Linked DNA regions of Homo sapiens: region 1 is linked to region 2. A link is an interaction called in ENCODE POLR2A ChIA-PET data of the cell type or tissue named here. Cell type or tissue: Panc1. All regions are shown on one strand.

Region 1 (5,000 bases), 51 kb after region 2:
CAATATCTTTCCGTGGTACTAGTACTAGCGGTGCTAGTAATACAATATGAATTGGTCACCTTTATTGGCTACTTATGAAGTGCATTACATATAACTCACTTCATCCTCACAACAAACCCATGACGCAGGACATTAGTCAACCTTGACAAGAGCAGTTTTGATGGAGTGGTGGAGTAAACACTTGATTAGGAGCGAATGAGAAATAGAATCTCACCATTTGTAATCCTTAATGAATTAATCAATTTAAGCATTAAGCATCAGTGGCTGCTACAATCACAAAAAGGGAGACAACCAGATACGATTTTCCTCCTAATGGAAGTACAATAATACCACCTAGGAAGAGTTCATTATATTATTCTCTCAGAAAATAACAACATATTTGAGTGCTGACTGTTATCATCTAGAGCCAAGTGGATCCACATACTGCCATCTTCCAATTTAAAAAGAGTAAAATGCTAGACTTGAAGTTTTCTTTCTGCTTTTCTGTGGTGTGTACGTATTTTGGTGCTAAGATCTTAAAGTCTTGTATCCGATTCACGGTAAAGGTTTAAGGTATTCATCAAATGCAGGGGCAGGGAGAATAAGCCAGGGTTGGACCTGAGTGACCTCTCTGCCATTTAGAGAGCTTGTCCCAAAGCATTTGGCCTGTGGAGGAACCAGTCCAAGGATTTTTCCTATTAAGACTTCTAACCTGTGCACTTTATCCTCAATCTCACAAATACCTATTGGCAGAACTCATCTAAAACACACACTTCAGGCCCTAAAGATGTAGTTAGCCCTTTGGAAAATTGTTGACTTCGAGTCCATCTCATCACTTGGTTGTATTTCTTTCTTTATCAGGCCTGGGTCTGATAGCCTGGGTCACTGGTTTTCTGGTTGACACTGCAAATGAATAAATACTTTCCTCCCATTTGTGTCTTTCACTTTTAACTACCATCTCATCTCCTTTCTCTTCCACTGCCACACTTCTTGCTGTCGTTGCTACCCATTTCTTCCTAAACCATTAATATTGGGAATCCACTTCACCAGAAAGACTCGGAAGCCCCACTTAGACTTCAGGCCCAAGTAGCTGTCTCCAATTCAGCTTTTTCAGTGATGAAACAGCTGTTTTGCATCCATCTTCCTTATCTTGTGCCCCTTGTCCATTCCTTCTCTGTGCCCTATCAGTCAGAGCCCTGGGAGGAAAGGCGGGTGACTGGCATTACCACTGCAAGGTATTTAGGGTTATCCATCGCCTCTAATGGTCTCTCCTCTTATCTCTTCTCAGTTTTGCTGACACTTTTCCTCTTACTCTCTAACTGCGGTATCTCCCAAAATTCTGCCCTAGGTCCTTTTCCTTCTTACTCATCACACCCTCCTTGGATAATCTCATCCACCCCGATAACTTTAACTACTTCCTATACCCCAGTAACCACCAAAACTCCATCTGGAGCCCAGGTCCCTCCCCTCAGCTCTAGACAAATTTACCCACGGTTACTTCAAACTCGGTATGTGCCAGCCTGAACGTACCAGTCTCACTGGCTTGCCCCCAAACTGGGTCTTTTCTCCCATGCTCTTGCTCACAGTGTTTGTATGACATAGTCAGTGTCCAGAAAGATGTGGCGTAAAAAATCAATTACAGGCCAGGCGCAGTGTAATCCCAGCACTTTGGGAGGCCGAGGCAGGAGGATGACCTGAGGTCAGGAGTTCGAGCCTGGGCAACATGGTGAAGCCCCGTCTCTACTAAAAATACAAAAATTAGCCGGGCATGGTGGCAGGCGCCAGTAATCCCAGCTTTTCAGGAGGCTGAGGCAGGAGAACTGCTTGAACCTGGGAGGTGGAGGTTGCAATGAGCTGAGATTGCACCACTGCACTCCAGCCTGGGCAACAGAGTGAGATCCTGTTTCAAAAAAATAAAAAAGAATCAATTACAAAAATAAATAAATAAAAGATGAAATTCAACAGTAATAATGTAGGTCCTGTTCCTGGGCTTAAGCAAAACAGCAATAGCACAAGAACAGACTGGAGAAAAGATAGCTTAGCTGAAACACAGAGGAAATCTAAGTCCGTTTGACAGGAAGCTCAGTGTGAGTCAACGGTGTGGCGTGGCTGCCAGAACAAAGCTAATGGAATCTCCAGCTGCTTTCTCAGAAGCACGATGTCCAGATGAGCAATGATGGTCCTGGAGGAGTTTATTTAGTTCTGGTACCAGTTCAGAGGAAATATACAGGACAGTGAGGGAACTCAGAACTCTGTTCTATCCTAAGGAATGACTGAGTAAGCTGGCAACATTTAGATTGGATATTTGCAGGGCTCTCAAATTGAAAAAGAATTAGAGGTGTTCTGTATATTCTAAGGAGGTTAACACCAGGACCAATTTCTTGCAGTCAGAACTATCACACGATTATTTGGGCAGCATATTATGTAACCGGTTTCCTGTCATTGGAAGTGTCCAGATAACAAATGGCTGGCAAAAATGTGGCCAGCATTGGAGTTGCTGTAATTCATCTTGGGCTAATCACCCTTCTCCTCGTCCCTACTCCTGTCAAGTTCAAAATCTTTAATTACGCCCTCTCTCACATACCTTATAATTAAGCAATCAACATTTCCCATTGATTATTTCTCTAAAATATTCTCATATTTTCCCTTCTGCTGCATTCACATTATTACCCTGGACTAAGTCGCCTTGCCTAGGAAAGATTTTTTTAAAAAGGATATCTTCAAATACCATCCCAATCAACCTGACTTCCAGAATCTAAGTGGCAATCTGGAGTAACATTGTCAGTTGTTTTGGCCACCCAGCATCTGCACCTTTTTCTATATTTGGGGAATTCCCAACTCCAGTTATAGAAGCAAGAAATGATGGATCCTTTCTTTTCCAGTCTCCATTACAATGAAGGTACAGATTCTGATCGTCTTTCCTGACAGTTTAACCTCAAGATTGCTTCGGCAGATCCCACAACAGTATTTTTTATCTGCCTAATTAAATCATCATCTAGTTACCTGAAATGACATGCCCACTAAAGATAAGGTTTTGAGGGAGTGGGGAGTGGGAGCCCAGTGTCAAAAATTAAAGTTTTTATTAAAGATATATGATTTAAAAAAACAAAGCTTCTCAGTACCATGCCCTGAAACTCATTAACAGAAGCTGCTTTTACATATTTACACCATACTTAAAGTATACTCACGTCATCCATGTGTATTGCAGCACTATTCACAATAGCCAAGCTACAGAATCAACCTAAGTGTCCATTAATGGATGAATGGAAAAAGAAAATGTAGTACATACACACAATGGAATACAATTCAGCCATAAAAAAGAATGAAATCCTGTCATTCACAGCAACACGGATGGAACTGGAGGTTATTATATTAAGTGAAATCAATAAAAGAAAAAAGATGAACTCTGGCCACTGACATGGAGACAATTCTAGGATAAATTTTTAAATGAACAGACTAATGTACAGAACATTGTGTATCTTTTGTGTAAGAAAAGGAGGAATAAGAAGCTGTATATGTATTTCCTTGTGTTCATATAAAGAAATACTGAAAAGATTAAAGAAAAAAATTAAAAAATGGTTATTTGGGGGTAAGGGTAAATAGGGTGGATGAAGACAGAGGTGGAAGAAGTTTTCATCAAACATTTAAAATATATTTTTTAATTTTTGAAACATGACTGCATTACCTATTTGGTAGCAATTTTTAAAACTAAGTCAAAAGTAGAAGAATTGACAGGAAGATCAACAAAACTGCCCCAAAACAGACCCAATGAAGGATTTAAGATTTAGGTTACATTTAAGATAATTTTCTAGAAACAGAAATATAAATGGCTTTTATACTTGAAGAGATGTTCAACCTCACTCACAAAGAAATTTAATTAAAACAAGATACCATTTATCATCTATTGATTTTTCAAAGATAAAAACATTTAACAGTACACTGTATTTGAGGACAAGCACTTTCATACTCTGTTGCTGAGAGTAAAAATTGGCATTATACGTTTACATGCACTTCAACTCAGCAATTCAACTTCTAAGAGTTTTTTTTACAAGCATAATTGCACATAACCACAAAGACCAATGTACAAAGATATTTACCACAGTATTGTTTACAGCAGCATGAGACTGGAAACAAGAGAAGTTCTATCATAGTATCTCCACATAGTGAAATATTATGAAGCTGTTATGGACTGATATGGACCAATCTCCAAAATACATTACTAAGAAAGGAGGTTACAAAATAGTGAGTATAGTGTGCTACCATTTGTGCAAAAAATGGGGAAGTATATGTGCTTGTATATGCATGGAATATATCTGAAAAGAAAATCAAGAAACTTGTCTCAGAAAAGAAATATAAGGGTTCTCCGCTTCTAGGAATGTAAAAAGATGCAAAGAACATCCTTCCCACTATGACGAGAAAAGCTGGACAAAACACAAAATCTTCATTTTCTTGAGCCCATCAGAGAGTGGAGGTCACAAGGCGCCCAAGTGATCTGACTTCCACAGAGGGATGACAATCCCTTCCCACGGTATATAGGACTCATGGAGGAGATCCCTCCCTTAGTGGTGATCCTAAGCACAGAGACTTCCAGTTGCTGAGGTAGCCCACGACCCAGAAAACAAGCTACCTGTATAGCCAACCCAGGTCCCTGGCCTTCCTCTTCACCATAACAGGAAAGAATTAAAGTAGATATCTATCAACAGAATTCTCACTTAAGCTGAAGGAATTCACTGTTCAATCTGGAACAGAATTTCTCCCTCTTGGCACCACTTGGACCCATTTGGGCCAAATTCATTGTGGTGGAGGACCGTCCTGTGCATTGCAGAACATTTAGCAGCATCCCTGGCCTCTACCTACTAGAGAATGCATCCACGGAGATATGGTTTGGCTGTGTCTCCATGCAAACTTCATCTTGAATTGTAGCTCCTATACTATAATTCCCACATGTTGTGGGAGGGACCAGTGGGAGATAACTGAATCATGGAGGCAGGTCTTTCCCATGCTATTCTCACGATAGCAAA
Region 2 (5,000 bases):
TGACCTTCTTATTCTATCTTCCATGTCCCAAATTTCTTTCATATTCTCCATGTTTTTAACTCCTCGTTCTGATTTATTAGTAACTTATTCATAAATTATCTTCCAGCTCACTAAATCACTCTTTGTGCTTAGTCTGTTTATCTCATCCATTGAGTTTCTAATTTCATTCTTGTTTTTATTTCTACAAGTTGTAAATGGTCTTTTACAATCTACTTGGCCATTTTTAATAGTATCTCATTACTTAATCCAACTTTCAATTTCTCATTTATTTCTTTAAATATAGTAAAACTACTTATTTTATATTCAAAATCCAGTGTTTCCAAAAACTGCCTACTTCCATATTTGATTCTATTGTTTGTAATTCTTATTAATTTGGGGGGTTGCTGTTTCTCAATATTTTTGGCCCCAGAGATTTCTTTTCCCTTCCCTTCTTGTCAGCTGAGTTTTAGACTTAAAAATGTATCATATTTATAATAAGAGGTGTTTTTCATGCTATCTTGCCTACCAAAGTGTTCCATCAAATTTTAAAAATAGAATAAATGTAGTTTCACCTCCAGTAATGTTGAATAAAGTAATTTTGATCACCCTTCCTGCTGAGAACAATATTTTTTTCCTTTTTTGGTAGAAATTAAAAAATTGTTTCTAAAATTTTTATGGGAGTAGAAAAGTCAAAGAAAAAAAACAAAAAAAACCTAGAGGAAGGTAAACAAAGCAGGACTTACTTTCCTTGATATTGAGTCTTATAAAGCTACAGCAACTAAGGGAGTTTGTATTGTTCAAAGATAGACAGGGAAACCAACAGAATAGAATTAAGAGTCCATAAAAAACCCGTACATATATGGATATTTGATTTATGGCAAAGATGGCACTGCCGAATTGTCAGTAAATGATAGTCATTTTACATAAATGGTGCCAACCAATTAGATAAACATATGGGGAAAAATGAGTCTTGACCCCTATCTCACAGCACACACAAGTTAATTCAAGGTGGTATAATCCAAATGTGAAGGTAAAACTAGAAAACTCCTAGGAAATAACCATAATTCACCCGAGATCAAATAGATAATGATCCTGTATTAAAGAAATTGAATTCACCCAGAGGGTTTCACTGGTGAATTATACCAAAAATTTAAAGAATAAACAAAACTAATTCTACACGATCTGTTCCAGAAACTAGAAGAGGAGAGAACACTTCCTGAGGAGCCCGGCATGACCTTAATACCAAAACCACACAAAGACACTACAAAAACCTAAAGATCAACACCCATTAGGAACACAGACATGAAAATCCTCAACAAAATATTAGCAGATGAAATGCAGCAATATATACAAGGAAATAATACACCATGACCAAATGGGGTTTATCTAGAGAATACAAGACTGGCTTAAAGCCTGGTACAGTGGCTCATGCCTATAATCCCAGCATTTTAGGAGGCTGAGGTGGGAGGATGGCTTGAGCTCAGAAGTTCAAGACCAGCCTGGGCAACATAGTAAGACCCTGTCTCTACCAAAAAAAAAAAAAAATCCCAAGAAATCTGAGGAAAATAAAAACCTCCTATAATTAATAAGTTAATTCAGCAATCTCAAACTCTTGGGCTCAAGGGATCTTCCTGTCTCAGCCTCCTGATTAGCTGGGACTATAGGCACAGCTACTATGCATGGTTAATTTTTAATAACATTTTTGTAGAGACAGGGTCTCACTTTGTTGCCCAGGCTGGTCTTGAACTCTTGGGCTCAAGCCATTCTCCCACATCAGCCTCCACAAAGTCCTGGGATTACAGGTGCGAGCCACTGAACTCAGCCAATCATATTTCTATATACCACCAATGGGTCATTGGAAGCTGAAATTTAAAAAATACTATTTATAATAGTTCCAAAAATGAAATACTTAGATATAAATCTAATAGGACACACATAAGATCTATGTAAAAATTACAAAATTATGAGGGGAAAAAAATCAAAGAAAATCTGAATAAATGAGCCAGGCGCGATGGCTCATGCCTGTATTCCCAGCACTTTGGGAGGCTGAGGCAGACGGATCACTTGAGGTCGGGGGTTCGAGACCAGCCTGGCCAACATGGTGAATCCCTGTCTCTACTAAAAATACAAAAAAGTAAGCCAGGCCTGGTGGCGTGTGCCTGTAATCCCAGCTACTTGGGTGGCTAAGACATGACAATCACTTGAACCCGAGAAGGGGAGGTTGCAGTGAGTCGAGATTGTGCCACTGCACTCCAACCTGGGTGACAGAGCAAGACTCTATCTCAAAAAAAAGAAAAAAACAAAACAAAAAAAACAAAAACCAATCTGAGTAAATGGAAAGATATACTGTGCTCAGTAATTGGAAGATTCAGAATAGTAAAGACTCAATTCTCAAATGTATGTATAGATTTAATGCAATTCCAACTAAAAAAAAAAGTGTTAGGCCAGGCGTGGTGGCTCACGCCTGTAATCCCAGCACTTTGGGAGGCTGAGGCGGGCGGATCACAAGGTCAGGAGATCAAGACCATCCTGGCTAACACGGTGAAACCCCGTCTCTACTAAAAAAGATACAAAAATTTAGCCAGGTGTGGTGGCGGGCGCCTGTAGTCCCAGCTACTCAGGAAGCTGAGGCAGGAGAACAGCATGAACCTGGGGGGCGGAGCTTGCAGTGAGCCGAGATGGCGCCACTGCACTCCAGCCTGGGTGACAGAGCGAGACTCTGTCTCAAAAAAAAAAAAAAAAAAAAAAAAGTCTTAGCAGGATATTTTTGTAGATAAAGAACATCTGACTCTAATTATACATGGAAAGGCAAAGGAAGTAGAATAACAAAAACAAGTTTTAAAAACAAGAATGATGTTAGAGAAAATAAACTTCCTGATTTTAAAATTTACTCCAAAGCTACAATAATCAAGACTGTATGGCATAGGCAAAGAGACAATGGAACAGAATAGAAAATCTACACAAATATGTCCAACTGATTTATTACAGAGGTGCAAAGAAAATTCAATGAAGAAAGGATTATATTTTCCATAAATGGTACTGAAACATTTGGACATCCATATGCAAAATGTCAGCTTCGACTTCACCTCACATCTCATACAAAAATAAACTTAAAATGGATCATAGACCTAAATGTAAAACCATAATTCTTTTAGAAGGAAATAAAGGAGAAAATTCTAATGAACTAAGGTTAGGCAGAGTTCTTAGACATAACAATCCATTAAGGAAACAAAATCAATAAATTGGACTTAATTAAATTTTTAAATGTTTGCTCTGCAAAAGACAGAAGAGAATGGAAAGACAAGCTCCAGATACGGAGAAAATATTTGCAAACTATATATCCATTGGAGGACTTGGGTTTTTTTTGTTTTGTTTTTGTTTTTTTTTTTTGAGACAGAGTCTTACTCTGTCACCCAGGCTGGAGTGCAGTGGCATGATCTTGGCCCACTGCAACCTCTGCCTCCCGGGTTCAAGCAATTCTCCTGCCTCTGCCTCCCGAGTAGCTAGGACTACAGGCACGTGCTACCAAGCCCAGCTAATTTTTGTATTTTTAGTAGAGACAGGGTTTCACCATGTTGGCCAGGCTGGTCTCGAACTCCTGCCCTCAGATGATCCTCCCACCTCAGCCTCCCAAAGTGCTGGGACTACAGGCGTGAGCCACCATGGCTGGCCCCTTTGGAGGACTTGTACACAGAATATATAAAGAACTCTCAAAACTCAATGTAAGAAAACAAACAACCTGATTTAAAAATTGGCAAAAAGATTGAACAGATACTCCACCAAAGAAAATATATGGATGGCAAGTAAACACACCAAAATATGTCCAACATAATTTACCATTAGGAAAGTACATGTTAGAGCCACACTGAGATACCAATATACATCCATCAGAAGGTAGAAAATTTAAAAATCTAGTAATACCAGAGGTACAAGGAGGAGCTGGTACCATTCCTTCTGAAACTATTCCAATTAATAGAAAAAGAGGGAATCCTCCCTAACTCATTTTATGAGGCCAGCATCATCCTGATACCAAAGCCGGGCAGAGACACAACAAAAAAAGAGAATTTTAGACCAATATCCTTGATGAACATTGATGCAAAAATCCTCAATAAAATACTGGCAAAACGAATCCAGCAGCACATCAAAAAGCTTATCCACCATGATCAAGTGGGCTTCATCCCTGGGATGCAAGGCTGGTTCAATATACGCAAATCAGTAAATGTAATCCAGCATATAAACAGAACCAAAGACAAAAACCACATGATTATCTCAATAGATGCAGAAAAGGCCTTTGACAAAATTCAACAGCCCTTCATGCTAAAATCTCTCAATAAATTAGGTATTGATGGGACGGATCTCAAAATAATAAGAGCTATCTATGACAAACCCACAGCCAATATCATACTGAATGGGCAAAAACTGGAAGCATTCCCTTTGAAAACTGGTACAAGACAGGGATGCCCTCTCTCACCACTCCTATTCAACATAGTGTTGGAAGTTCTTGCCAGGGCAGTTAGGCAGGAGAAGGAAATAAAGGCTATTCAATTAGGAAAAGAGGAAGTCAAATTGTCCCTGTTTGCAGACGACATGATTGTATATCTAGAAAACCCCATTGTCTCAGCCCAAAATCTCCTTAAGCTGATAAGCAACTTCAGCAAAGTCTCAGGATACAAAATCAATGTGCAAAAATCACAAGCATTCTTATACACCAACAACAGACAAACGGAGAGCCAAATCATGAGTGAACTCCCATTCACAACTGCTTCAAAGAGAATAAAATACCTAGGAATCCAACTTACAAGGGATATGAAGGACCTCTTCAGGGAGAACTACAAACCACTGCTCAAGGAAATAAAAGAGGATACAAACAAATGGAAGAACATTCCATGCTCATGGGTAGGAAGAATCAATATCGTGAAAATGGCCATACTGCCCAAGGTAATTTACAGATTCAATGCCATCCCCATCAAGCTACCAATGCCTTTCTTCACAGAATTGGAAAAAACTACTTTAAAGTTCAT

Evidence for each region. Peaks named below come from ENCODE experiments on the same cell type or tissue, not always from the same donor. Only the 100,000 strongest peaks of a DNase experiment are listed, where the experiment ranks them.
Region 1: POLR2A ChIA-PET joins it to region 2 with 7 read pairs; 3 of 35 experiments call an interaction of 5 or more read pairs at or near these places.

Annotation. Positions count from the first base shown.
Region 1 is chrX:154,736,104-154,741,103 of GRCh38, forward strand. All of the region lies in intron 1 of GAB3 (GRB2 associated binding protein 3), which reads right to left. Among named protein-coding and RNA genes, the nearest start is that of GAB3, 12 kb to the right of the region's middle. In Panc1, no CTCF peak of the experiment used is centred here; no DNase peak of the experiment used is centred here; H3K27ac peaks cover 3,998 bases.
Region 2 is chrX:154,684,929-154,689,928 of GRCh38, forward strand. All of the region lies in intron 8 of GAB3 (GRB2 associated binding protein 3), which reads right to left. Among named protein-coding and RNA genes, the nearest start is that of CTAG2, 34 kb to the left of the region's middle. In Panc1, no CTCF peak of the experiment used is centred here; no DNase peak of the experiment used is centred here.